Linked DNA regions of Homo sapiens: all the other regions are linked to region 3. A link is a contact called in ENCODE Hi-C or POLR2A ChIA-PET data. All regions are on one chromosome and are shown on one strand. Each heading gives the region's core, a stretch centred on a gene start or an enhancer-like site at or near the end of the contact. The rest is flanking DNA. Distances are from core to core; before and after follow the strand shown.

Region 1 (3,597 bases), core at 658-3,157, 160 kb after region 3:
TAGGATTTACTCTTTGCTCAGAGCATTTCATTTTGGGGCATGCAAATAAATGGGATGCCCCCCTTATCCCTGCCCCATTATCCCTTATCCCTGTCCCTGTATGGAATACAATGTACACTCATAACATGAAACCAAAGGGAGGATGTTCTATGTAACATTACTGATTCTGTGACCATCCTAGGAAGGAATGCTGGTGCGAGCTCTCCATCTTCACTTCATGAATTAATAGACTTGTCATCGGAGGTATTAATAGGGCTTGGAGTTACAGCAAAGCTTCACAGACATTCTCAGACATCAATCACATTTTGGTGTTTGCAGCTCGAAGGCAAATCATCTGCACAATTATGATTTATATGAAATTCAGGAATCATAAATGTGCTTCACTTTGGTCTTATTCAGAAACCAGTAGCTTTTACTCATGGATGCTAGCAAGTTTGGCTTGCATGGTGGAGGCTGTGTGCTGTTGAGGTTAATAGCATGCAATTACCCGGGCTCCAACTGCAGCTCTACCAACACAGAAGCAAAAGTGGAAAACATGGCAGAGTTCTTAGAGTAGAAATAAAACTGTAAAAACAATGGTTGAAGAAGGATCTTTGTGCTTGTTTTAGATAGAATTCATTAAATTTTTAACTGCTATGCCAAAGAGACTATATCCATATAATCTTTAGACATGCAGTGAGGTAGTTACTGTTATTATCCCCATGCTAGAATTTGAAAACAGAAACACAGAGAACATAAGTAACTTGTCCTAAGGTCACTTTGATTTGAAAGTAGGGAGTGTGGTTCCAAGACTAACTACCAAACTAGGTGTTTCTTTGCTGGGTGAGTCCTCTCTCTGTCACCCAAACAAACACACAGCCTGGCCCAGTGATCCCATAGAGGTGCTGCCTTGCACTGCCAAGTCCTATGGGAATACTGGGCAAAGGTTCTTTTCTGCTTTCAGACCATACCCCTTGCGTCTCAGGTAGAATACTACAGGGGATAAATGGAAGACCAGATCCAGTTGGGTCAGAGGCCTCCCCTCCAGATCTTCCGCTCTCCAGAGCCTTTTTCCACCCTCTCCCCTAACCATCAACCACATGTCCCTTAGAGTTTCGTACTGTCCATTCCGCTCAAGACTTGGGTTTCCCTTTAATATTTTTATTGGTTTTGTAATAAACATCTTGGTGCTGATTAGTTGTTTTTTTTTTTTTTTTAACCGAGTTTCACTCTTTCGCCCAGGCTGGAGTAAAGTGGCATGATCTCGGCTCACTGCAGCCTCCGCCCCCGCCAGGTTCAAGTGATTCTCCTGCCTCAGCCTCCCGAGTAGCTGGGATTACAGGCGCAGGCCACCATGCCCAGGTAATTTTTGTATTTTTAGGAGAGAGGGGGGTTTCTCCATGTTTACCAGGCTGGTCCCGAACTCCTGACCTCAGGTGATACACCCGCCTTGGCCTCCCAAAGTGCTGTGATTACAGGCATGAGCTACCACGCCTGGCCGGTGCTGAATTTTAATTCCTCAACCAGCTGGGCTACCCTCGGTAATACCCTCAGTAATCATTACCCTCCCCATCACGAACTGCTCACTTGATCACTCAACACATAGAGAGTCTCCTTCATTCCCAATGTAGAATAGAGAGCAGAGATAACAGTGGAGAGTAAAGGCAACATGGTCCCTGCCCTCACGGAGTTTATACTCTAGTGGGGAAGACAAACATTATTCAAAGAGTTACATATAAATATAAAACTATACTGTGACAAATGCCACAAGGAAAAGGTGCAGAGTTTGATGACCCCAGGACCTGGAATTTACCTAGTCAGAGAGATCAAGGAAGGCTTCCCTAAGGAAGTGGTGCAGAGCTGAGATCGGAAGAAGCAGGGATGTTCTCCACAGAAAGAACATGCTCAGAAGCCCAGTCAGCAGCAGGAAGGAGTGTGGTGATTTTGAGGAACCGAAAGAAGACCAGCATGGCTGGAGAACAGAGGATGGGGGTGTGATATGTGACGAGCGAAGAGAAGTAAGCGGGGGCAAGATTGTGTAAGCCTGTGATCAGGATTCTGGCCTGTATGCCTAGAGCAGTTATTTTCAACTTCGGCTACATGTCAGAACCACCTACAAAGCATTTTAAAATACTGATTAAAGGATCCCATTCCAGAACCATCAAATCCAAACTTCTGGAAGTGAGAACCAGGCATAAGTATTTTTTTTAAAGCTTTCAGGTGATTTTATCATGAAAACAAGGGTGAGAATCATTGACCTATAGCAATGAGAAGTCACTAAAATGTTTGAAGATAATATGTATGCTATGAATCTTTAGAGGGAGTTGGAAGCCATTTCCAGATTTACATTTCAAAAAGCATCCTCTGGCTAGAACCATGGAGTTATCAATGCTAGTGATTGAGAGTTCAAAAAGGAGACCAATTCAGTGACAACTATTTTTTTATTTTTATTTTTTTGAGATGGAGTTTCCCTCTTGTCATCCAGTCTGGAGTGCAATCTCACAATCTCGGCTCACTGCAACCTCTGCCTCCTTGGTTCAAGTGATTCTCCTGCCTCAGCCTCCCAAGTAGCTGGGATTACAGGCGCCTGCCACCACGCCCAGCTAGTTTTCACATTTTTAGTAGAGATGGGGTTTCGCCATGTTGGCCAGGCTGGTCTCAAACTCCTGACCTCAGGTTATCCACCCGCCTCGGCCTCCCAAAGTGCTGGGATTATAGACATGAGCCACTGTGTCTAGCCAGTGACTGCTATTGATAAATGGTGCAGGTGAGGATTAGGGTAGCATCAACGGAGATGAAAAACATACATATATTTACAAGATTTTTAGTTGGTTAAAACACTGAGACTGGCAGAATGATGAAATGATGGATTCTATAATGGGAAAAAAGAGAGCAAATGACTATCAGTGTTCTGCTCACACAAGATGGATAATTGTGCCACTTGTTGATACAGGGACGAGGACTAGAATCAGAAATGTTTAGAGTGAGGGTACGTTTTCATTTGGGCATGTGAGGTTTGCTTTCATTTTGTCATGCATGTTCTTTACCTCTCTTTTCTGTAGGTCACCCGTACTTCATTTACCAGTCCTTGCTAAGGATTATTCATTAAAACACACAACAGCAACAATAACCACAAAAGCAACAATAAAAATACCTTTGAACTCACTCAATCTTGAACTATTGAACATGCTAAGTCCGTGTCATTGGCCTACTTAATCAGCCCTCGATTGTAACTTGAAGAAGCTTATTGATAAGAAAATAAACTTCTCATAAAGTATAACTACTTTCTTAGCAAAACTATTTGTTTCATCTTCTCTTTAAAATTTTTGATATTATGTATTTCCTTTTTTTTTTTTTTTTTTGGAGACAGAGTCTTACTCTGTCACCTGGGCTGGAGTGCAGTAGTGTTATCTCGGCTCAATGCAACCTCCGTCTCCTGGGTTCAAGCAATTCTCCTGCCTCAGCCTGCCGAGTAGCTGGAATTACAAACACCCGCCACCACCCCCAGCTAATTTTTTGTATTTTTAGTGGAGACAGGGTTTCACCATGTTGGCCAGGCTGGTCTTGAATGCCTGACCTCAGGTGATCCATCCACCTCAGCCTCCCAAAGTGCTGGGA
Region 2 (3,470 bases), core at 466-2,965, 210 kb after region 3:
TTACTGCCACCGCTTTCTGATAAGGATCCTACTTCAACTATCTGAAGAGATTCTTCAAGGTGGAGGATACAGTGGTTATATTAGTTACTCTCACCCTTGTTATTATGGAAGGTAAAATTCCTGGATCCTAGATTTAATTTTAAAATAGTAATTTAATAATGTCTGGTGGAAACCTCTTAAAAAAAACACTTTGCAGCACATCTCTGGTAGCCCTGTGCTTGAGATGACTTTTAGGCTGCCAGTTCAGAAGATGGAAGATATAAACTGTGTTGATGAGTTGGTTTTTCAGTGGACCCTGTTAGGTTCCTTTTTTAAAAAAATAATAATTTTTATAATGAGTATGTCTTCGTGAGCCCTCACAACCCTTGAAGTTTTTACTTGTTTGGCAGAACTAAGGGCACTGAACGTTTGTAAGCCGTTCACTAACACTTACAGGAAGGGCATAAAAGGGTGCTCAAGTCAGTCTGTAGGTGGTGGGGGCGGGGTGGAAAGAGGGGATTCCTGTAGGCCTGGATGAATCAGCCACTGATTTCTGATGGTAGCCCCAGCTGCAAAAAAGTAGGAAGCTTTTTTTATGGACAGAACTACAACTCCTTTCTTTCAAGTTTTTCAGCCTTTTCACACTTTTCCATTCTTCAGACTTTGCAAGTTTTTAAACAAAATGTTTGTATTTCCCCAAAGGAAATCACACAGTTGACTGCATTATGAGAGGGAAAGGAGCAAACTCTGTCTCATCTGAGGAGGGGCTCAGATCAGGAGTTGTGTAGGGCCCTCACCCGGTTGGGGGTGGTGGAGCCTTGGCTGTGTGCAGGAGTGACTGTTCTTGGAGATGTTCTGGTTGGATCATGAGTTTGGGCTTGGAAAGCACTGCCTCAAGTTCATCAGCAGGAATGAGGTAGAATTCACTACTTGCTGTCTTAAGACCTTTCTGTCTGCCAAGTGTTTGAGCAATCCCTCACATCTCCCCCTTGAACTAAAGAGCAACAACTGGTCAAGAGCCCAGCAGGGATGAAAAAGGTTGGCCCCTTGCATCCTTCATCTGCTGTTTAGACTAAGGGCCGCATTGTAGACCACTCTCGGCCATGCTGTCCTGAACCCGAGGATCAGCAGAATTACAGGCCCAATTTCAGGCAGACGTGAGCTTGCATCTGATGACAGGCAAGTACCTACATGTGTCTTTCATTACTCCGCTGCCTTAGGAGATGCTGTTTAAGTTGGCAGATATGCTTATTTGAAAGCAAAGCTTGTTGCTGGTGAGATTACTGAATTTACAAAAAAAAAAAAGTGGGGGGATCAGATGCCAAGGGAGAGGGAAGGGAGTGTGTAGCATTTAAAAGTGTGGTGAAGCCATCAAGTTAACAAGAAAAAGTAGAATAAAATGTGGTTCCAATTTGTTGTACTGGGCTCAAGATGATAATATTGCAATAGTAAACTGTAGGGATGTGTGCGTGCAAATGTGATTACATGTGTGCTTGCTTTCTGAATTTCAAAATTGTAGAAGTTATTAGAAGTTCTAATTTTAGTTCCCAATTTAATTTACTCTGATAGTAAATTAGTAATTTTCAAGGGATTTACTGATAATCAGAACAAAGATTTGCAATTTCTAGGACAGATCCCCAATTTTGGGGGTGGGAAGGAGCTACTTTGTATTTCCCTGAAACCTTGAGTTACTGGGGCCGAACATGTAGGGCAGATATTGAATGACCAATCCTAATGCTCTTAGCAACTTTGCTAAGTAAAACCCCGCTGCCATCCAGTGGCAATTGGCTATACGGCATGGTAGCTGTAAAATATGCCCTTTTCTGCCTTTTCTCCCTCAGATTCCACCTTTCTCAGATGCTCCCAGTTTTTTTTCCCAGATGGCACCTGACACAGTACTTGACAGGAAAAATTGACTTTATGTCTGGCTTAGGTAATTCAGGGCAAGTGTGCATTTATTTACCTTGTCTCTTCTCCTAGCAATACTAATTTTTATCTACGTTGCATTTTTATTTTCTCCCCAGATTTGTCATAACACACATACTTTTTCCTTGAATATTTTTGTTACCTTAGCTAAAGAATTAATGCATTGTGGTATTTCTGCTTGTCATAGTTTTACTTTAGAGTAGATTTCGCTTATATCTTTGTATTTATGCTTTGAGCTGTGGTTTACCAATTTCCTAGCATGTTTCATGACACTTATCCTACATTTCAGACAAGGATTTATGTGTCCCATAGGATTCAAGCTGGACTTGGAGAAAGAGCCAGCTAGCAAATGGAATTATTCTGACTTGTGAAAGGTTCCAGCCTTTTAAAACTAGGCTCTGAGAAATAAAAAAACAAATATTCTTGGGAAGAAACTGGGTTTGTGAGTACTTGGCTAGAAATTTTAGGAAAGGAAAGAACATTTCCTCTGGCCTCGGGAGCACATTCAATGTGAAATATTGCTGCCTTTAAAAGAGCCAAACTTAAATTTCTATTTGGATCATTTACTTGACTTAAAAATAAAGGGATCTATTTTTTTTTAAGGTTCAGAACCCTATTTTAAATAAAATGACATTCTAGTAAGTCAGGCAAGATGCCCCCAACATGAGCTATTAATTAAAAACAGCCGGAACTTCTGGAGGTGTTAGCAAGTATCTACTATGAGCTTGGGGATTGGCGAAATCTGGTACAAGTTAGTTCCAGCTGCGCACATTTGCCTTATTACAGTTCTTTATGATAAATTAAATGCATGCTTCATACATCCTTTGGTGTAGTCATATTCTCTCAGCACTTGACTAAGCAGGTGGAAAGCTTATTTAGTCATAGGATGACTGAAAACAATGAACTATAAACCCATGTATATCCACTCCAAGAAAAGAGCTAATAAATGTCATGTTTTTTATTTTCCCGTGGACCCCCTTTTTTTTTTTTTTTTTGTATTTTATAACCTTTCCAGAATCTTGAGTGATTTTTAAATGTTTGCCCTTTGGTCATAAATGCAGCAAGTAAATGTGAGTCTGCACACTCGAATGTTGTATAAATCAGTTGACCAGTCAGTGTTGGAGCAAACTTCTCAGGATTGCTCTGTGAACTCCCTGTTCTCTGGCAGTTGCCAAATACAAAGATAAACCAGGAGAGACTTATTCCCAAGAAAAGAATGATTCTGCATCCTTAACTTACATATAAACTGTTGAGATGTTTCATTGTTTTGTATGGTCAAGCCCCTTCTCTTGTTCTCTCTCTTCATCAATTAGTATGGAAAATTGGAAGTTTACTGAAAAGAGTTTCGAATCATGGGATTTTAGATTTGAAAAGGACCAGAGGGATCATCTACTCTTCCAACAAATAAAAAATAAAACCCCCAAAGGAATGAATGATCCATGGCTGGGACATTGGAATCTCTCTATAAAGGAGAAATCATATTAAGGTATTTTCATCTTAGGCCTCTAACCCCAAGGGTATCTTTACAAAGACTTTATTTTAGTGAAGCCTTCAATAAACAGTGA
Region 3 (3,293 bases), core at 16-2,515:
TTTCTTCTCAGGCAACCCTTCCTAAACCCCTTTACCCATAAGCTTTTCCAAAGTCAAGAATAGGAACAAGGGATGTATAAGGCTAGGCACAATGGCTCATGCCTGTAATCCCAACAGTTTGGGAGGCCAAGACAGGAGGATAGCTTGAGCCCAGGAGTTCAAGACCAGGGCAACAAAGAGAGACCCCATCTACATAAAAAATAATAAAATGAAAGAGGGAGAGAGAAAAAAAATAGACATATATGTTAACTATAGGACGAGACCCTGTCTTTACTCTTCCTCTGTTTGCCCATCTCTGGGACCCATTCTCAGACCTGGCGTTCCTTGTTTTCTTCCTCTTGAAGTAAGGAGAGTTTGTGCAAATTTACTGGAAGTTAGTCATGCCTTTGTATTCCTACTTCCACAACTCAGCGTGGTCCTCCAGCTTCCACAAACAAATGGCCCACTCTCAGCCAAACAGACCACATACCTTCAGAAGAGAGTGACCCTAAGAGGCAGCAAGAGCTGGAGATGATGTCTGAGAGCCATGCACTTGAAAGCCGGCAGTGTCCTGGCCGTGGCTGGCTGAGCTGGTGTCCTCACCACAGTCTCCCTGCAACATGGTCTTGAGAGATCCTCTGCTCCTAGTCTCCTGCAGTCCAGCTCATCTTCACCCTTTTTTTTTCCTAGCCTTCCCACCCACTTTGTGAGATCTCTGGTTGTTGAGATCTCTGGTATCCTTCTAGTCATCAGCTTGTCCACTTTTGTTCACTGAAATTGGCTTCTGCAGTTTGTAACCAGGAGCCCTAACCGACACCACTGCTGTTTTTAAGAATCAGGGTTGTAAAAGAAAGAAAAAAGAAATCCCAATTGTTTAGAATGGGTCATACCCTCTGAGGGGGCTGAAGACATCTGTGCTGGCTTCCTATAAAAAGTACCTGTGGCCTGGCACAGTGGCTCATGCCTATAATCCCAGCACTTTGGGAGGCTGAGGTGGGTGGATCACCTGAGGTCAGGAGATCGAGATCAGCCTGGCCAATATGGTAAAACCTCTCCTCTACTAAAAATACAAAAATTAGCCGGGCGTGGTGGCACATGCTTGTAATCCCGGCTACACAGGAGGCTGAGGCAGGAGAATCGCTTGAACAAAGGAGGCAGAGGTTGTAGTGAGCCGAGATTGTGCCACTGCACTCCAGCCTGGGCGACAGAGCCAGACTCTGTCACAAAAAAAAGTACCTGTAACTCTGCCCAGTAGAGCATCTTGGGCTCAGTGCTCTGTGCAAATACGCTTGTCTCACACCTCTGCCCGGCCACCGCAGCCTCTCAGGACTCCCCCACGGGACTGAGCTGTCTTCAACTGGTGGTAAGAGAGAGGAAAGGCATTTTTAAAGTGGAAGGAACTTGACTGACCACACCCTCCTGAGCCTTTTTGCTCCCCTCCCGTCCCCTCAGTGGTCACTACCATACCCAAAATGTGTTTAGAATCAGAAGTAAAATGTTATCAGTAAAAAAAAAAAAAAAAAAAAAAATCTGTTTTGTTCATTTCTATCATCCCTTCTTCAGGGCAAAAACACATAGAAGTTACAAGTAAGGGTTGTTAAAAATAGAGACCTGGATTCAAATTCCAGCTCCACCATTCACTTGTTCCCTTAAACTCTTTGGGCCTCAATTTCTCCATCAATAAAATGAATATAAAAATGATGTCTGCCTCATAAGTGTTGTGAGAATCAAGAGTCCCATGTAAAGCATTCAGAGCTGTGACGGATACATTAAGTGCTCATTAAATGTTAATTACTGCTATTATTATTGTATTATTTCAATCTCGTCATAGTGCTTGCTGCATAGCATTTTTTCCAAGGTGGGGCGAGGTTATATGAGTGGGAAAATAATCAGCTGATTCTTTTTAAATGCAAAGGAAATGCATGTTTTTAACATCACAATAGGATTTCACTTCATCAGAAGCCCCAAGCAGAACATAACTAACTGTTTGAGGAAGTGGTGTGGGTAATTATAACTCAGTCTCATTGACAACATGAAGCGAGGCCTCCGTTTTAAAGGGCTCACTTGGCATTTCATATGGCTGCCTGCTGCCCCTCTGTTCCAAGTTCACTTTAATCTGCCATTTTGGACCCAAATAGAGATCACTGACACATTCAAATAGACACGCCTTTCTGTTTTAAACAGATTTTAGTGCATTTTGGTACAAGCAAAAAAGTTTCACAAATAATGTGATTTCTAGAACTTCAGGCTAGTGAACCAACATCTGCTGAGTAATCACATGACCTCAGGCCAGGGAACTCTGTAGGCCACTGCAAAAAGTAACTTAAAAATGAAATTTGGCCAGGCGCGGTGGCTCATGCCTGTAATCCCAGAACTTTAGAAGGCCAAGGCAGGTGGACCACCTGAGGTCAAGAGTTCGAGACCAGCCTGAACAACATGGTGAAACCCTGTCTCTACTAAAAATACAAAAATTAGCCAGGGTTCCCTAATCCCAGCTACTTTGGAGGCTGAGGCAGGAGAATTGCTTGAACCTGGGAGGCGGATGTTGCAGTGAGCCAAAATTGTGCCATTGCACTCCAGCCTGGGCAACAGGAGTGAAACTCCGTCTCAAAAAAAAAAAAAAAGTGAAATTTTTTTCACGCTTATAATCCCAGCACTTTGGGAGGCTGAGACATGAGGATCACTGGAGCCCAGGAATTCGAGACCAGCAAAATAGAAAATAAAAAAATTAGCCAGGTGTGATTGTGCATGCCTGTGGTCCCAGCTACTTGAGAGGCTGAGATGGGAGGATGACCTGAGCCTGGGAGGTCAAGGAGGCAGTGAGCTGTGGTCTTGCCACTGTACTCCAGCCTGGACAACAGAGTGAGACCCTTCTCAAAAAAAAAAACATCGAATTTTTTTCTAGAAAGAACATTAGACTGCCTGGCTCCTTTTTGCCATTGGAATAATGTCACATAATTAGTTCACCACTCTGGAGTGAAGGCTTCCTCTCTTGAGAATATGAACCTGCAGTCACAGCCCTGCTGTGGCCAGGGAAACATGTGGCCTTGTGTGTGCCACGGGGATTATACATGGGTTCCCTGGAAGATTTCCCCTGTGAACAAAAGCAGAGACCCACCAAGAGGACAAAGAAATTAGATTCATGACCCACAAAAGGGGAGACTGAGCCTGAGAAGTGTGTGTAAACAGTGATGCCATATAAATGGAAAGAAAGGTCAGGTGCCAGGAAGGCCAGAAAGAGTCCAGGGCAAGAAAGAGAAGGGGGTTACACTGCCAGGGTTTGGATCCTGGCTTCAATACTTACAAGCTGTGTG

Evidence for each region. Hi-C counts contacts between places; a loop is a spot of excess contacts on that map. ChIA-PET counts read pairs that join two places held with the same protein, here RNA polymerase II (POLR2A). Pooled maps may share reads with other maps.
Region 1: a loop to region 3 is called in a pooled map, with 10 times the contacts of the local background. The contact joins two enhancer-like sites. A Hi-C loop is called at or near these places in 2 of 37 single-sample maps with no recorded cell type and 5 of 50 pooled maps. POLR2A ChIA-PET finds 5 or more read pairs at or near these places in 2 of 52 experiments (GM12878 and PC-9).
Region 2: a pooled map shows a loop between it and region 3 (4-fold over the local background). The contact joins two enhancer-like sites. A Hi-C loop is called at or near these places in 8 of 37 single-sample maps with no recorded cell type and 6 of 50 pooled maps. POLR2A ChIA-PET finds 5 or more read pairs at or near these places in 4 of 52 experiments (AG04450, BJ, OCI-LY7 and 1 more).

The regions. Positions count from the first base shown.
Region 1 is chr5:68,195,149-68,198,745 of GRCh38, forward strand. It overlaps LINC02219 (long intergenic non-protein coding RNA 2219), which reads left to right. Exons shown (of 3, transcript NR_105003.1): 2 at 1,222-1,341; 3 at 3,042-3,259. Among named protein-coding and RNA genes, the nearest start is that of LINC02219, 7.1 kb to the left of the region's middle. Within about 2 kb of position 1,908, at least 3 of the 41 ENCODE cell types and tissues checked have a DNase peak (open chromatin) inside an H3K27ac peak, as active enhancers do.
Region 2 is chr5:68,251,101-68,254,570 of GRCh38, forward strand. The region is part of intron 2 of PIK3R1 (phosphoinositide-3-kinase regulatory subunit 1); the gene reads left to right. Among named protein-coding and RNA genes, the nearest start is that of PIK3R1, 37 kb to the left of the region's middle. Within about 2 kb of position 1,716, at least 28 of the 41 ENCODE cell types and tissues checked have a DNase peak (open chromatin) inside an H3K27ac peak, as active enhancers do.
Region 3 is chr5:68,040,191-68,043,483 of GRCh38, forward strand. No RefSeq gene overlaps it. Among named protein-coding and RNA genes, the nearest start is that of LINC02219, 150 kb to the right of the region's middle. RefSeq lists an enhancer at 977-1,086. Within about 2 kb of position 1,266, at least 6 of the 41 ENCODE cell types and tissues checked have a DNase peak (open chromatin) inside an H3K27ac peak, as active enhancers do.